2 separate regions of the Mus musculus genome follow, and region 2 is linked to region 1. Evidence: chromatin loops called from intact Hi-C (ENCODE). Cell type or tissue: left cerebral cortex. All regions are shown on one strand. Each heading gives the region's core, and the rest is flanking DNA. Links, peaks and the distances in the headings are about the cores only. Region 1 overlaps Mapk1 (mitogen-activated protein kinase 1). Region 2 overlaps Ppm1f (protein phosphatase 1F (PP2C domain containing)).

Evidence for each region. Peaks named below come from ENCODE experiments on the same cell type or tissue, not always from the same donor. Only the 100,000 strongest peaks of a DNase experiment are listed, where the experiment ranks them.
Region 2: a loop joins it to region 1, with 1.9 times the contacts of the local background. A loop is called at or near these places in 6 of 42 quality-filtered maps.

Annotation. Positions count from the first base shown.
Region 1 is chr16:17,028,591-17,032,982 of GRCm38, reverse strand. The region is part of intron 6 of Mapk1 (mitogen-activated protein kinase 1); the gene reads right to left. Among named protein-coding and RNA genes, the nearest start is that of Ypel1, 39 kb to the left of the region's middle. In left cerebral cortex, for the core only: no CTCF peak of the experiment used is centred there; a DNase peak (open chromatin) is centred at 2,530; H3K27ac peaks cover 1,722 bases.
Region 2 is chr16:16,910,465-16,914,856 of GRCm38, reverse strand. It overlaps Ppm1f (protein phosphatase 1F (PP2C domain containing)), which reads right to left. Exons shown (of 8, transcript NM_176833.4): 3 at 3,776-3,918; 4 at 621-823. Among named protein-coding and RNA genes, the nearest start is that of Ppm1f, 16 kb to the right of the region's middle. In left cerebral cortex, for the core only: a CTCF peak has its summit at 2,740; DNase peaks (open chromatin) are centred at 1,230, 1,974 and 2,719; H3K27ac peaks cover 3,552 bases.

The DNA of each region.
Region 1 (4,392 bases), core at 72-4,071:
CTAGTAGGTCCTTAAACAACCAAGTAAAAATTTCAAAATATAATGCTTTCCCTACTTTAAAAGTAACTAAATCTCAGGTCCCTTTACCATACACATGGTTTCTCCATATTCACATCTACCAAAGGACAAAAGGAGAAAAATGGGAATCTGCTGCTAAGTGCTGATACCACAAGTACAAAGCCCAACTCCCCTCACCAGAGATCTGCAGCTACTGCTCAGTTGAATTGTGGCCATCTGTGTGTACATTTTCCCCCCAGTTTATTTCCCATAAAACACTGGATATCCTAAGGAAGCTGAGATTATATCCGACTAGGATTGTGGGTACCTTCTCAGAATCCCACATCTTCTAGTACTTTAAAAGGTTATACATACATACATAGCCAGCCAACTCCCATTCTCTTGCCCTATCTATCCTTGCCCTAGCCAGATCTGGGCATGCCAACCAGCTGCCATAGTTTTTCAGGTCCATTTTACCTGTTCAGTTAAATTCTCACCTTAGATCAATGCTGCAGCTTCAACTTGAGTTTCTGGACGGGGCCATTTAAAGAAAACAAATCTAATTCTATAAACTGTGACAGTAATAGTGCTCCTCAAACTGTCAGCTCTCATAACTCCTTCTTCACGATTCGCTCAAGTTATGCTGCTTGGAAAGCTGATACAGAAGAATCAAGTTCAAAGATACCAAGACTGCCTCAAAACCACCTCCATGGATCTATTTTAAAAGGCAGCTAATTCAGCTCACAGCTCCAGTAAGTGCCTAAGTACTTTTCTTCAAGAACACTTTAGATGTCTCATTTTATCACACAGAATATCCAAGACTTGTATTAAGTTTAGGATAACTCTTGCTATTTTGTCAAAAGTACACTTCCTTGCTCCTGGCAACATTTTCTTTTTTTCTTTTTTTTAAAAAAAGATTTATTTATTGATTATATGTAAGTACACTGTAGCTGTCTTCAGACACTCCAGAAGAGGGAGTCAGATCTCGTTACGGATGGTTGTGAGCCACCATGTGGTTGCTGGGATTTGAATTCCGGACCTTCGGAAGAGCAGTCGGGTGCTCTTACCCACTGAGCCATCTCTCCAGCCCCTGGCAACATTTTCAAGTGTGAAATTATGGTAGTGGAAGGAGCCCTAAAGATTGGTGCTGGTGCCGCATAAACCTGCGTGGTTTTATTTTTTATTTATTTTATTTTTTTATGACAGGGTTTCTCTGCATAGCCCTGGCTGTCCTCAAAGTCACAGCGATCCATCTGCACCTGAGGTGGAGACTTCAAGTGCACTGCCACCACCCAATCAGACTTGTCATCTTAGTAATGACGGTCATAATCACCAGTGCTTCAGCACCACGAAGTTGTGCCAGTCATTTCTGCCTCCAGTTTCCATGTCAAACCTTTCCTTCCCACTTGCTGTTTCAATCACACCCCTCCAGTGTGGTGTGAGTGCAGGTATACACAGCTGTGTACTAAGGTTGACACAAGTACTGGTGTATAACCTTGGGTGTCAGCCCTCTTTTTACACCTGTTTAAAAGACAGGGTCTTCTTTTTTTTTTCGAGACAGGGTTTCTCTGTATAGCCCTGGCTGTCCTGGACCTCACTTTGTAAACCAGGCTGGCCTCGAACTCAGAAATCCGCCTGTCTCTGCCTCCCAAGTGCTGGGATTAAAGGCGTGTGCCACCACTGCCCAGCAGACAGGGTCTTCTGTTCATCTCTATATACATTAGGTTAGCTGACCAACCAATTTCTGGGGATTTTTCCTGTCTCCACCTCCAAAGTTCAATCACAGGAAAGTGGGGATTATAGCTTTCCTGTGCTGTGACTGGTTTTACATGGTTGGAGAAATCTGAATTGAGGTCCTTTACTTTAATCAAGTACTTTACTGAGAGGTCACAATAGACCTCAATTATTTTTTAAAGGAAAAAAAAAAGATTAATTTTATTATATGTGTATTTGCTTCCATGTATGTTTGTTTGTGCACCAAGGGTGGGCTTCATACTTGTTGAGGTCACAAGGGACACCACAAAGATACTGGGAACTGAACCTAGGTACTCTTGCAGAGTGTTAAATGTTGAGTCATCTCTCCAGCCTTCAATCACTCTTATACAAACAGTCATCAACACTACCCTAACTGGAAAACCAACCTGTACTTTCCAGTCTGTATCTCGCTAGGCACTTTTCTGTTGTACATATGGACCATTCTCCGTATGTTTTTCTTTGTTAAGTAATTAACTGTTTTATTGAAGAAATATTTGTAGCTTACATCATGAACTTTGTAAAAAAAAAAAAAGTGTATATGAGTGTACACCTGAATGCCAGAAGAGGACATCAGATCATATTATAGAAGGCTGAAGCCACCACGTGGTTGCTGGGAACTGAACTCAAGACCTCTGAAAGAGCAAGAAGCACTCTAAGCTGCAGAGTCACCTCTCCAGCCTAGCAGTGAGTACCGTTAAACAAATGTACTTCATCACGGATTCTTTTGGAATTCATTTTCATGTATGAGGCATAATTTACACTAAATTTATTCCAAATAAAGATTTAACTACCATCTGCTGCAACCATCTCTCCTTCCCCCTCACTGATGTCATCTTGGAGAGAATTCTAACCTAAGACTGCTTTGGGAAAAAAAAAATAAGAAAAAAATAAAACCAAAAAAATAACTGCAAGTATTACTGGCTAAAAAATTCAGCATTATAAAACTTTGAACAAATATGTAAAAAATACTAAATATAACCCCCTCTATCCTGAGACAGGGTATCTCTGTGTAGCCTGGCTGCAAACCAGACTAACATCAAACTCAGAAAGCCACCTGCCTTTGATTTCTGAGTGCTGGGATCAATGACATCTGCTACCATGACTAGCTCAATTTCATCCTTAATTAAAGCTAAACAAATTAAATATTACATCCAGCCTCAATGTTGGCAGACTGAAAAGTAAGAACAAAATAAGTTGTTGGGACAAAATATCCAAGACAAAACGCCCAACTTTCCTTCAAAGACACTCAACCCATGTAATGTTATGGTCTGTTTCCCACAGCCTTAAGCAAACAACAGGTTTTGATGCCTGCTATTTTAATAAAGTGGGTTTCTTTAAAAGGGGGAAGACGTGGGGAAAGGAGAGTAATTATGGACTATCTGGGATTTATTATTTTGTAAAGATGAGTACCTTTCCTTATATTTAATAGTTCCTTTATCTATTATTATCATTATTTTTACTTTAGATCTCCACTATTTCAGCTAGAAAATTGAAATCTCGAGTTCCCTGATGTCATCCACTCAGTTTAGGTCATTTTCATACAAATTGGGGCTATTCGCTCCTTGCAAGTAGGTTCTTATTGTTGATTTTCTGTTCAGGGTTGTAGCAGCCAGGATGGTACAGAACAAATGCCCAAGACTTTTTGTTAAATAAACAAACAACTCTGTGAGATTAAATATAACACAAATCCTTGCAGTTCCTATTAATGAGAACATTGTATTTCTGTTTGCTGTTTCTTGCACCAGCTGACAGAATACTTTTTAACCCACCGAGTGTGACAGACTGTGGTTGGACCTAGTCTCTAACAAGATGTTGCACCTTCTGATGCCTTCTTCTGCAATGTTCTTGCCACCAGAAACCTAGTCAAGTCACAGTGAGCTATGGTGAGCTCTGCTCTACTGGAGACTGTGGCAGCCAGAAACCTCCCTGACTAGTGGAACCAGTCAAATGGACTTATGAACACATATTTGGTTGCTATTCCAAGTCCTAAGTTTTGAAATGGCTTGTTAAGGGGCTGGTGAGATGGCTCAGTGGGTAAGAGCACCCGACTGCTCTTCCGAAGGTCCGGAGTTCAAATCCCAGCAACCACATGGTGGCTCACAACCATCTGTAACGAGATCTGACTCCTTCTGGAGTGTCTGAAGACAGCTACAGTGTACTTACATATAATAAATAAATAAATCTTTAAAAAAAAAAAAAAGAAATGGCTTGTTAAAAACAATAAATACAACTCATGTGTGCTTTCATGTCCACTATGAGGCTAGATAAGGATGCTTATAAGGAATCCCCATAAAAGAATACTGTAATAGCTTCTGATATGGAAAGATCTTCAAAATATATGAGAGTTTTAGTCATGGGATCTTAGAATCCAGATTGTTTTATACATAAGAAAATTGAGGCCTAAGAGATATTAAGTAGTGTTTTACGGTAGTGCTTGGCTGCAGACTAAATGAACCCAGGAAACCTGGCTGTAGAAGCACACTGGCCCCATCTGCACACCTTTCTACCTTTCCCAGTGCTGCCACCTCCCTGGCTTTTTGTTGTTTGTTCCTAGACAGTTTTCCCAGGCTTTCCTAGACTTTTCACACAGCTCAAACTGGTTTTAAATTTGATCTTCCTACCTCAGCCTTCCAAGTTCTG
Region 2 (4,392 bases), core at 296-4,295, 120 kb after region 1:
GCAGCCCCTTTACCTACGGTCTCTCAGTCTCCAGGGCACTAAGAAGTACATTTTTAATAAATGACTCAGTCTCAGGTACCCTATTAAACAACAAAACAGACCCAAGGCAGGTAGGGTCTGGAAGGACCGACACAGCCCTTACCATCAGACAAGTCAAACTGGCTCAAGTGCACAGGGCGACTTGGGAAAGGACAGCCCTTGGAGCCCCAATTCCACCAGCTCCTCCTGGATACTGCAGACATAACCTAAGGTAAGATGCATCAGGAAGTATCTGCTGTTGGAGGCTCAGCAATTCAAGTCTGAACCTAGCATCTAGTCTCTTTATATAAAAACAGGCCAACTGTTGTCTTAGTTTAGTTTTTGGCTGTGGAAAGCAATGTGCCTGGAAGCTTGGCCCAGAGGTGTTGGTGTTATGAGTTAGCCTCTCAGGCTCCCCAACGGTGGTACTCTTTGAAGACTGCCTTGTACTCAGCCCTAAGACAGCAGCCTGTCAGTATTTCCCCAGGCTTAGCTTTGGTGGGCAGCTCTCAAAGCACTCATGGCTCCCCACCTTTGACACTCCACCCCTCCCCCCAGCTCCCTACACCACTTGTCCTGGGCTCTGCAGGTGCAACACTCACAGACAAGCCGAAGAGATGGTTGAAAGCAGGAAGGGACACGTGTCGGTCCTCCATCTTGCGTCGTGTGTTCCGGATGGCATGGATAGAGACCAGCCACTGCCACTGAGGGGCCTGGGCAGTCAACGGCACCTGCTTCTGCCACTGGCTACATACTTTCCAAAGGCAGTTGAAGAAGCTCCGTGCCAGGCCTTTGGCATCTAGTACTGATGGGCATGATGGAGAGTTGTTAACCAAAAAGTAAAGCCACGCAGTTTAGGCTTAGCTACTTTCCTATATACTCCTTTCCTGCCATGTCCCCAGGTTTTAAATGTTCCTCCCAGCAGCCTACACGGGGCCCACTAGTCAAGCACCTCACTTCCCAGGCACACTCAGCTCGGCACACCGACCTATGAAGTATGCAAGAAAGTCTGCTGCCAGCGACCAAAGTGTCTGGTAATTGTCCATTAATTAGAAATATGACAGGTCCAATGGCAGGGGAGTAAGTGAATTCTGGCCTGTTCTGACTTAAGCTGCTCCTAGAAATAACTTTCACAACTAAACATACAACTATCCTCTAAGCCAAAAACTGTACTCTTGGGCATGAATCCTAGAAGAATGAGGGCTGTTCCCATAAGAACAGTGCATGAATCATACCAGCTACATCTGTAATATCCCAAATCTGTGATCTGTCCAGCTTCCAATCTATAAATGGCTCAGCAGCTAGCTGAGCCTTGGGTAAGGGTCCAGGAGAACTGAGTGAAGTGGCCAGGTCCATCTTCAGAGAATCACACCAAGTGGAAGACACTAACCCCAACTGTCGGCCGTGCGATTCCAGTGATAGGCCTTTTTGAAATGATGAAAACTAGTCACCGTTGGGAGTTAAGGACTGGCTACAGCAGGGAAGGAGAGTTAGTGGCCTGTGGAAGGTTACATGTAGAATCCTTGCAATAAGGAAGCTGGCTTGTGTCTGACCATATTCAGATCTTGTGTGTGACATACTGTTATAGTTTTCTATGATGTTCCTAGGAGGAAAACGGGGTCGTGTATATATAGTCGGGATATCTCTGTTATTTCTCATAATTCACTGCATGCATACTTATTATTTCAAAATAATGTACATGTACATGTAAAAGGTAGAAAAAACTAGAACATCAATAACAAAAGTCCCACCCCAATTTCCCAACCCCCAACCAGAGGGTTCAAGTATCAAAGGCCACAGCAGAGGAACAAGGAGAACTGGGAGAAGTGTGCTTAGTCAGAAGTATGGCCATGGAAGAAACGGGAGGAGTGGAAGAGGCTGGAGGGAGGCATGGGAGGAAAGCAATGAGCAGGGAGAAGGGTAAGTCTAACAAGCCTGCTTGGGGGCAGGCCATCTAGTCTGCTGCAGCCATCATGCTGGGGACTATTAGCAGCAGCTGTGGGAGTGGAGGCTGAGGAGCTGGAGAACTGACTTTGTTAGGCCCAGCCTAGGGACCACAGCTCTAAATGGGACCCTGAAGAACTCAAGTTTCCTGTGTCTAAGCCCATCCCTAACCACATTACTTCTCATGTCTTTCATTTCCTCCTCTGTACACAGGTAGACTCCATGACTACCTGGAGAGCTGTTGTGGTCTCCTTGCTCCTGGAGACTGCTGGTATGGAGGGAACGTTGAGCAAGGCTGGGCCTCTAGGCCTGGGCTGTCTCTTTTTAGCCTTTGGTTACACTGCTATTTCCAGCAATAGGTTTAGACTTGAATTTTGCTCAAGAGGAAGAATGGGCAATTAAAAATGAAGATGGCAAGCCCTACGGTAATGCTCAGCCTCAGGCTCTTGGAGTCCTACCCTGATTTTCTGGCCAAGGGCTATAGTCTTGAGCCTTAGGAACTGCCCGGGAGGTCTATCTTCACAACAATCACAGGGAAGTGCTGGTAGGTGGGCATGGAGGTGCCTTAGTCACATTTCTGCCTGGGGCAATAAGCCTCAAAGAATGTGCTGAGACAGCTGGCAAGAACAGCGTGCCAACAACAGACTTGCAACAGTGCGCAAGGCTACAAGCCTAGGCTTGCATGGCAGCTCTGGGACAGGCAGGGAAGGCGGGGAAGGCACATCCCTTCTCCAGACGCCTGGGTTTAAGGCCTGGTTTGCCGGCTGCAATTCTCCTTCCCACCAGCAGGTGATACTGTCTCCTAGCTGGAGGGGTAAGGATGGGCCTTGGCGGCAGCTGCTGCCAGACTGGATTGTCTGCTGGCTTTATAGAGAACAATGGCCGCCTGTCTTTATGGATAGTTGTCTCCTAGGCAGGGGGCAAGGCCATGCTGGCTTGAAGGCTGGCAGGGAGCTGCGGAAGGGGCCAGAAATGGGGGGTGAGGAGAGTGGCTGGTAGGCGCAAGTGCTAAGGCTGAAGTAGGTTTCTTTTTTCTCCTACAGTGTTCTTTGTCCTTCTACACATGGCCTAAAGCTGGGCAAAGAGAGGCTCCCTCTACTGCCTGGAAACTCGGCCCACATCCTGTGTGCATACCTGCAGCCACCACTTCCCTCCTAATACTTCTGGTACTGCAGCAAAATAGGAGGAAAGAGAGTCATGCAGAAAAAGAGCCTGGATTTTATAAACAAACGCTCTGTCAAGTGGTCTTGGGGCCTCTTGGCGTTTGCTCCCCGTTCTGTTCCTGGGTTCCTTTGGTTTGGTGTACCACTGTAGGGCTCAACTCACTGATGGCTGTAGCCAGTGGACACGAAATGTCCATCTTCGTCACCTCATGATTGGGATCACTGACATCTAATGATCCCAACTAAGGTAAGTCAAGGCAGGGGACCTAGACAACAGTTGCCCCCTCCCCGAGGTGGATGTGCCACTCTGCTAAGGGCCTCGTGTTAGCCAAGGGGGACAGTGAGTACAGGTGAGGTTGGCTGTGTGGCTGTGAACCAACACCTTGCACTTCTCGTGTGTAAGGCAGGACAGGCACCACTCATTTCTATGTGCTCTGAAGCACCATCAAGACAGCACAAAGGTGGGCCACCGTCTCACTGGCCGCCTTTGACCCACGTGCTGCTCAGTCCATTGCAGGTTTTCTATGCCACATCGTGCTCTTGCTGAACTCCAACACTGCTGTCCTGATGGCACGCTGGCACTGACCTTTAGTGTCAATCTGAGTTTGTCACTTGTTAAACAATCCCAGAGCCATATGAGTGGAACTTACAGGTCACGAGGGCTTTCTCTTCTTCCTCCTCTTCCTCCTCCTCCTCTTGTTCAGGCAACCTCTTAAATTCAGAAAGGTCTGTCTGCAGCAGCTGGGAAATTGCCTCGTGGGTCACAGCCACAGCAAACGATGGGGGAGCGTTCCTAGGAAGAAGATGTGAGAGGCGGGGCTGGAGCAGCTCCTGGCATCCTCCACCTTGAAGATGGAGATGATGGCTCATACCTTCCTCTTGGTGTCATCACAAGCAGGTGATCTCTGTCTTCAGGGACCCGGAATGGATATTTACACAACACCAGGGGCACGGCATTTGCTGGGATGTGTTGGAAAGGTATCCTTGAAGCTTGGATCCCTGATGCTCAAGCTGGTAACCCCTGGGAGCAGGGCATGTTAAGTGCTGAACTGTATCCCCCATTTTATATGCTGAGGTTACTGTCTCAGATGGGAGCTCTTGTAAGTTGGTTTACTGTGGATAGCACTAAGAAAGATGAGATTATGGCTGGAGTAGGATGGATGCCTGCTTCAGTACGACTGGCTTGTGAAAGGTGTAAACACAGACATAGATACATGAGGGCAGCCATGTAGGTGCAGGACAGGGACGGAGGGGTGAACCTACAAGC